Regions from separate parts of the Homo sapiens genome. Here region 1 is linked to region 2. Evidence: chromatin contacts called from ENCODE Hi-C or POLR2A ChIA-PET data. All regions are on one chromosome and are shown on one strand. The core of a region is the stretch at or near the end of the contact, and the rest is flanking DNA. Distances in the headings are between cores, read along the strand shown. Region 1 holds the start of TASOR (transcription activation suppressor). Region 2 has its middle 21 kb from the start of ARHGEF3-AS1.

Region 1 (3,070 bases), core at 162-2,661, 240 kb before region 2:
TGTTTCCATATGGGTTCCAAAAACTAAGACTGGACTTTTTTTTAACCTGAAGTTCTACCATCTAGAAGACCAAGTTGGTGACTCTTGAGAATAAGGTAACTTCTCATTAGTTTTTTTCCATTGGGAAATTACTGCTCCAAGAACCTACCTTTCCATTCTTTTCAAATATAAGAAAAACAATACTAAGTTCGAATTTAAAGAGAGAAAAACCTATTTAATCTAACGCTTCAAAAACAAGGGGGAAAAATCTACATGGAAATGAAGTGTGATGGAAAACAGCAGTGTGCATGGATCACATCTACTAATAGAGATTTCTAAATAAGGGAGGACGCTGACATCAAGCACATTTCAAGTAGACACACAGAACTGAAGAATTTCCACGGGGAGAAGCACTCATGGTCCTCAGAACATTGGCAATGGCCTTGGAGAAAGCCCCAGAATCCATGGCCACGGGCTATTTCCATAGCGAGACTTCTCAGAAGCATCCTTAGGAGGACACAACGGCTTCTCTGCTTTCAGGGGCTGGGAGGGAGGGGCGCCGAGCACCATCTTTCCTCTCTGGGAGCTGCAGCCTTACGGACAAGCTTCAAACCTGAGCTACTTCCAACTTCCGCGGGGAGGGGCAGCAGGGGAGCGTGGTTCCACCGCTTTCTCTCGCACCAAACGCGGCAGCTGGGCGGCCGTGGCGGTGAGGGGAGAGGCGGCCGGCGCTGCATGCGTGTTTACGTATCTCGGATGGGTGTGGGAAGAGGAGATAGAAAGATTCTAATGAAAAGATGGAGGGGAGAGAGAGAGGGGGTTGAGAAGAAGGGGAGGCACCACCTTTCTTTTCTCTGCTCTTCCTGGGGATCTGAAAACTCCTCCTAACAGGCCTTTCGGGCTCTTCGGGGCCTCTGGGCAGGGCGGCCGCGCCCGCCTCAGAGGAGTCCTGAGGCTGCTCGTGGCTGAGGCTCTGGGCGGCCTCGGCCCCCGCGTTCTCCTCACGCCCAGCGCCGCCGCTGGGCTCAGCGATGTTGAGGCCGCCGCCGCCGCCATTTTGTTGGGAGGACTCAAGCTCCGGAAGCGCCTGCTTCATCTCGTCGTCTCCGCCGCCGCCACTTTCCCAACTCGCATCCGTCGGCTGACAGGCCTCCGTCTCCACAGCAGTCGCCATCGCGCCGGCCTAAGGAGCTCTGGGAAGCTTCTGCCCACAAGGTCGACGGGTGTGGGGGGAAGGGGCGGCGGGCCAGTCTCGCCGCCGAGCTGCTCTCAGCCCACCCACCCCCTTCCCCCCGTGGCCTCAGGCTGCGCTCCCGACCTGGCAGCCTCTTGGGGGGCCCTGTAGCGGGCACCCCAAATGCGCTGCCCGGTCCTCGGAGCCGCTCCTCCCTCGGGCAGTTCTTCTGCCTTCCCCCGCCACTCAACGTGCGCGCGTCGGGGCCGGGAGGGGGCGGGGCCACCGCGGGCCACTCCACCAATGGGAGCGCGGCACCCGCCTGCGCGAGTGCGGAAATACCGCGCCGGGGGGCGGAGTTTCGGGGCGCCCGAGCCCGCCAAAAGGGGCGACCGCAACGCCCCGCGAGGACCTCGACGCCGCAGCCGTGGCCTGCGGAATGCGTGGGCCCCTGGCGATCTTCGGGTTCCCGGGGATTCCCCCGCCGCGCTGCAGGCGAGGGAGACTAGCTTGGCCTCTTCTCCGGAGCGCAGGCGTCGCCCATTTGTGGGCAAAACCCTTCCTCTGCGCACGAGTTATCTCGGCCCAAACGGGCTTCAGAGCAGTGGATGCGGGACGATCTCGGTTTTATGAACTATTTGCATGTGTACAAAAACCTGGAGAGGAGATAAAAGAATGGGCTAGGCGGTAATAGCCTAAAAGCCTCGACAGCCTTTGCGACCTGCTATTCTCACCGGATCTTGTATCTTTATGATAGATTACTCGCACCCGGCCTTCTCTTTTATCTCAGAGAGTGTGACCCAGTGTCACAGCTCCAGCAAGCACTTTCACCTGAGATCCTCTGATGGGACTTAACAACCTAGTGTTAACAGGATTTGGTTCTGGGGAGTTTGAGGGGAGGAGGCTGTTAACTTTTCCCATTTTTTTCCTTTAGTCGCACCCCCCCCCACCACACGCCATGGAGACCGCACCTGGCCTCCATTTGTTCCCTTTCTATGGTTACTTCTGTTAAAAATCTGGCCACTGATAAACCTCTAACTCCACTGTTTCTTCCACTGGAACGTTCATCAACGTTTTCCTATAGTAAATGTATATTAAAGAAAAAATAAACTTGCGGTCACATTAAAAAATACACAGCAGGTCGTCGCTCTCCCATAAAGGGAACAACTTCATAGTTAAGAGCCCTTTACATAGTGGTTTCTACCTTATCAGTATAAACTATCACGGGTTATCGTGAGTACAGCCAATATTTACTGAGTGCTTTCTACGTGCTAGACACGGACTGGACAAGTGATTTACGTGCATTGTCTCCATTTAATCCTCACAGCAACAGACATGAGGTAGATACTAGTTTGCAGAATTTGAAAGAAGCGTTGCAAGACACTGGACAAATTATGGTAACCGAAGATTTGAAACCGGGTCTATTTAACTCTCCGAGTAAGTACTTAAGCACTGCACTGACTGCTTCTCTAAGACCTAATTTTCACAGCAGCTGTGCACTTTTATTCATTTTATGGACGAAGCAACAGAGGGCTGACATTTTGTTGAGGGTCGCCAAGCAGCAGGATCAGGTTTGAGACCCAGATCTCTAGTCTCAAACTGTCTCCCAAGGAGTTTACAGACCAAATTATCATCATAATAAAGCCCCAGGCTTAAAGAGCATTCCTAAGGGCAACACGAAAGTTGGATTCTTTTGTCCTCTAATAAACATTACCACTGTTTAACAGCTGATATTAAAAAAAAATCATGAATTGCCCAACCTATTCGAAACAATTTAGTAAATCATACGAAAGAGAGTGTAAATCCATTATTAGTAAATAGTTTAAAAACACATTTTAGGCCAGGCGCAGTGGCTCACGCCCATAATCCCAGCATTTTGGGAGGCCGAGGCGGGCAGATCACCTGAGGTCAGGGGTT
Region 2 (3,409 bases), core at 334-2,833:
AGAACTGGCAAACTCAACAGCAAGGCAGTGCAGAACTACAGGGTATTTTGGAAGACACCAAGTACTTTAATAGGTCTGGAAGCTGAACTGACAGGCTTGGGTCTTGCTTCAAAAAGTGTGAGGGAATCACACCTGCTTAGAGAAAGGAGGAAGTGAAATCACTGTAAAAAGCCTTACGCCTTTCAGGCAAGCATCTGGGTCACCATGGAGCTAGCACCTGGAAGCACTCGGTAATGAGTGTCAGATCAAATGACAGTGTCCACTGAGAGGTGGGTTTCAGATTGTCCTTGGGATTCCCTATTTCCTAAAGCCTGACTCCCCACAAAGCAAGCTGGTTAAGTGGTGGCTGGTGGAGGGGTAAGGGCAGGTATTCCTAAGGCGTCTTGTTCCAGCCTCCTACACAGGAAGGGTCCTAAATTTGAACAAGCCTGTAAACAACTTGAGATTAGCTAGCTTTGGGGACAATTCAGCCGATGAAGAAAGACAGTGCCCTGGGAAATGCGGGAGGCTCCATCACCCAGCCATTCCTCTCTTGGAGTATTTTCTGACAAGCCACTTCAAGGAGTCCCAGCAGCCAAGGCCAGCCTCACCCCAGTAAGGATTCACTGGAAATGTGAGACGACCAGGGCATTGTACGTTTTATTTCTTTGGAGAGGAGGAAGGAAACATTCACATGAACAAATCCTAGAATGATTCAACCTAACTTCCGGCTGCTGACTGAATGGGAAAGAAGAACTGAAACCCGTGGGCTGCAGCACTTCGTGCAAGAGGTGAAACTTGAGGGGCTCCAGGGCAGGTAGCAGTGGAGCAGGGAGGGGCAGAGAGAGGGCCAACAGATGCCCTGGCAGGGGAAAGGGATGCAAGCCTGCAAAAAGGAAGCAAAAACAGGGCACGGCCGTCTCCTCTGATGCCCTTGCTCTGACCAGAAGCAAGAACTCCCGGATTGAAATGGGTCCATGAAGAAGGCACTTCAAGAGGAGAATTTCAATAGTAAGAGGCTCTGATCCGCAAGGTCCACGTTCATTTTGAGCTTTATAATGGGATATCAAAAGGAACAGGAGTCTTCTCTATGGCATCTAGGATACTACTAAGTATTCAAACATGTTTATGTATTGGTTTTTACATTTTAATAGTAACATAGCATCACTGTCACACATTCGAACCACACAGAAGTATACACATTCAAACCACAAAGAAGTATATAAAGTAAAAAGTGAGTCTTCCCAAAGGCCCTACTTTTTTTTCTATCCCGATCCCATTTGCTGGATGCACTGGTGTTAAAAAGCCAGACGTAGACAGAGGTTCATAAACCCAAAAGGATTTAGGAGCAGGGGTCAGGTACCTGAAAGAAAAGGCCAGGTGGGCACTGGGGCACCACTGAGAGTTTTTGTCTTAGGTCAGTTCCAGCTTTTCGGGTTCCTAAGGGGTTAATCATCCAGGGTGAGCAGACATTCTAATTTTTTCAATAGAAGCCTGAAATTCAGGGTTTTATGTAAAATCTCTCAATTTGTAAATGCTGGCAACTATTCATCACCATAAGAAGTACTGTATGGGCCACATAACACAGTTGCTGGCTACATTTGGCCCAGGGGCCACCAGTTTGCACCCTCTGGTGGTAATCCTTCCAGACATTTCCTTCTGTCTAAAAACACGAGTTGCTGGGTGTAACATCTTATTTTTTTCAAAAATAGAATGATAACATTGTTCTACCACTTGCTTCTTTTTTCATTTAACATCCAGGGCATCTTTCCCTGTCACGCACATTTTTGACCTCTTACTGCAGAGCATGCTATGGTATGGAAGGAAATTAACTCATTTAGCCACCTGCCCTGTGGACATTTAGCAAATACGAAAGATACACTTGAAATGTCACTTCTCATTGTCCATTCCTCTTACCTCTGCCAATGTTGATAACTCATGATGAAAGTGCACCTGTGTGTGGATATTAACATATCATACAGCCACAATTACTGAAACCACAGCGACTAAGGATTTTTTATGTTTTAATATGAGCACTTACCATGTATTTTCCCACGTGATCCTCACAACAGTCCCAAAGTAGGCCTTATTATTATCTTTCTTTTTGCAGATTTAAAAAAACTGAGACTCAAAAAGGTGGTGTACGCCTACCCATGGCACGTGGCCTAGAGGTGGTGAGGTTGGTCAGGAGTGGGGCCTAGCAAGCTTACTTCAGAGCTCCTGCTACAAGCATACAGCCCTCAGAAGACACAGCGAGAAACCTGCTCTGGGATATTCAAGAATCTGACATATTAGAGCACAAACCACTAGAGAAGGATCGCTAACAATGGGACAATTCACTTGCCTCTTGGAATGAAAAGCCTCATTTTAAAGCCCTTCTTCATACTCATCCAACATAAATTCTACATAGATTGGAGAGAAATGTTAAAAGGGGGAAAAAAACCTACAAAATTCTGGGGGCATAGGTTTTCAGGGTATGGTATTTTTCTTTCAGTATATAGAGTTGAATCATATATTTATACACAGGAAACTACCTATAGGGTGCCTACGATGCAAAGATGAACCCTGTTTTCCCACAGCTGGTTAAATAACCAAACTGGTAACAACCCCTCTTGTTGGGCTCTAAAGAGATTAGCACCAAAACTGGGACCTAACTAAGGTGTCACCAAAAGTGTCATGGTATCACTAGAACCAGAACCATGTTTCCTGTGTTCTTGTTCGATATATCTGAGGGTATTTTCTGTTGAGAAGTTCCAAGCAATTTCCTTACCAAAGATATTATAAGGAACATACTCGTCAGGGTTGTGAGAATTTCATTTACATAAAATAAAATATTTAGATTTTAGCAGAATTACTTCTTCATTAAAAGTTGGCAAGCAACGATGATTCTTTCCATTTGAACTTTATCCTGGTTCCTTAATGTCTTTCTTATTTGTACTTAACAAGCCAGAAATGTCACAAAATCTTACAGTTGGAAAGGGAATTTCAAGGTCTTTAAACATACCCCATTTGATACTTCAAATTTTAAAATTCCACAAACTGAATTTAAAAATAGGTAGTAAAAAAATCTCATGGCCAAGGCCGGGCACGATGGCTCATGCCTGTAATCCCAGCACTTTGGGAGGCCGAGGCGGGCAGATCACGAGGTCAGGAGATCAAGATCATCCTGGCTAACGTGGTGAAACCCTGTCTCTACTAAAAATACAAAAAAAAATTAGCCAGGCGTGGTGGCGGGCACCTGTAGTCCCAGCTACTCAGGAGGCTGAGGCAGGAGAATGATGTGAACCTGGGAGGCGGAGCTTGCAGTGAGCCGAGATTGCACCACTGCACTCCAGCCTGGGTGACAGAGCGAGACTCCATCTCAAAAAAAAAAAAAAAAAAAAAAACTCATGGGCCAGTGCAGTGGCTCACACCTGTAATCCCAGTGGTT

Evidence for each region. A loop is a pair of places that touch in the nucleus more often than their neighbours do. ChIA-PET counts read pairs that join two places held with the same protein, here RNA polymerase II (POLR2A). Pooled maps may share reads with other maps.
Region 1: a loop to region 2 is called in a map of OCI-LY7, with 6 times the contacts of the local background. The contact joins the promoter of TASOR here to the enhancer-like site in region 2. A Hi-C loop is called at or near these places in 6 of 168 maps with a recorded cell type or tissue (B cell, CD4-positive, alpha-beta T cell, CD8-positive, alpha-beta T cell and 3 more), 33 of 37 single-sample maps with no recorded cell type and 14 of 50 pooled maps. POLR2A ChIA-PET finds 5 or more read pairs at or near these places in 16 of 52 experiments (CD4-positive, alpha-beta T cell, CD4-positive, alpha-beta memory T cell, CD8-positive, alpha-beta T cell and 12 more).

What each region holds. Positions count from the first base shown.
Region 1 is chr3:56,681,854-56,684,923 of GRCh38, forward strand. It overlaps TASOR (transcription activation suppressor), which reads right to left and starts at 1,412. Exons shown (of 24, transcript NM_001365635.2): 1 at 823-1,412. The coding sequence starts at 1,153. RefSeq lists enhancers at 243-1,187, 395-514, 935-1,104 and a silencer at 1,245-1,544.
Region 2 is chr3:56,917,713-56,921,121 of GRCh38, forward strand. It overlaps a transcript of ARHGEF3 not described here. Among named protein-coding and RNA genes, the nearest start is that of ARHGEF3-AS1, 21 kb to the right of the region's middle. Within about 2 kb of position 1,584, at least 3 of the 41 ENCODE cell types and tissues checked have a DNase peak (open chromatin) inside an H3K27ac peak, as active enhancers do; they include CD4-positive, alpha-beta T cell, CD8-positive, alpha-beta T cell and OCI-LY7, where a contact is called at or near this core.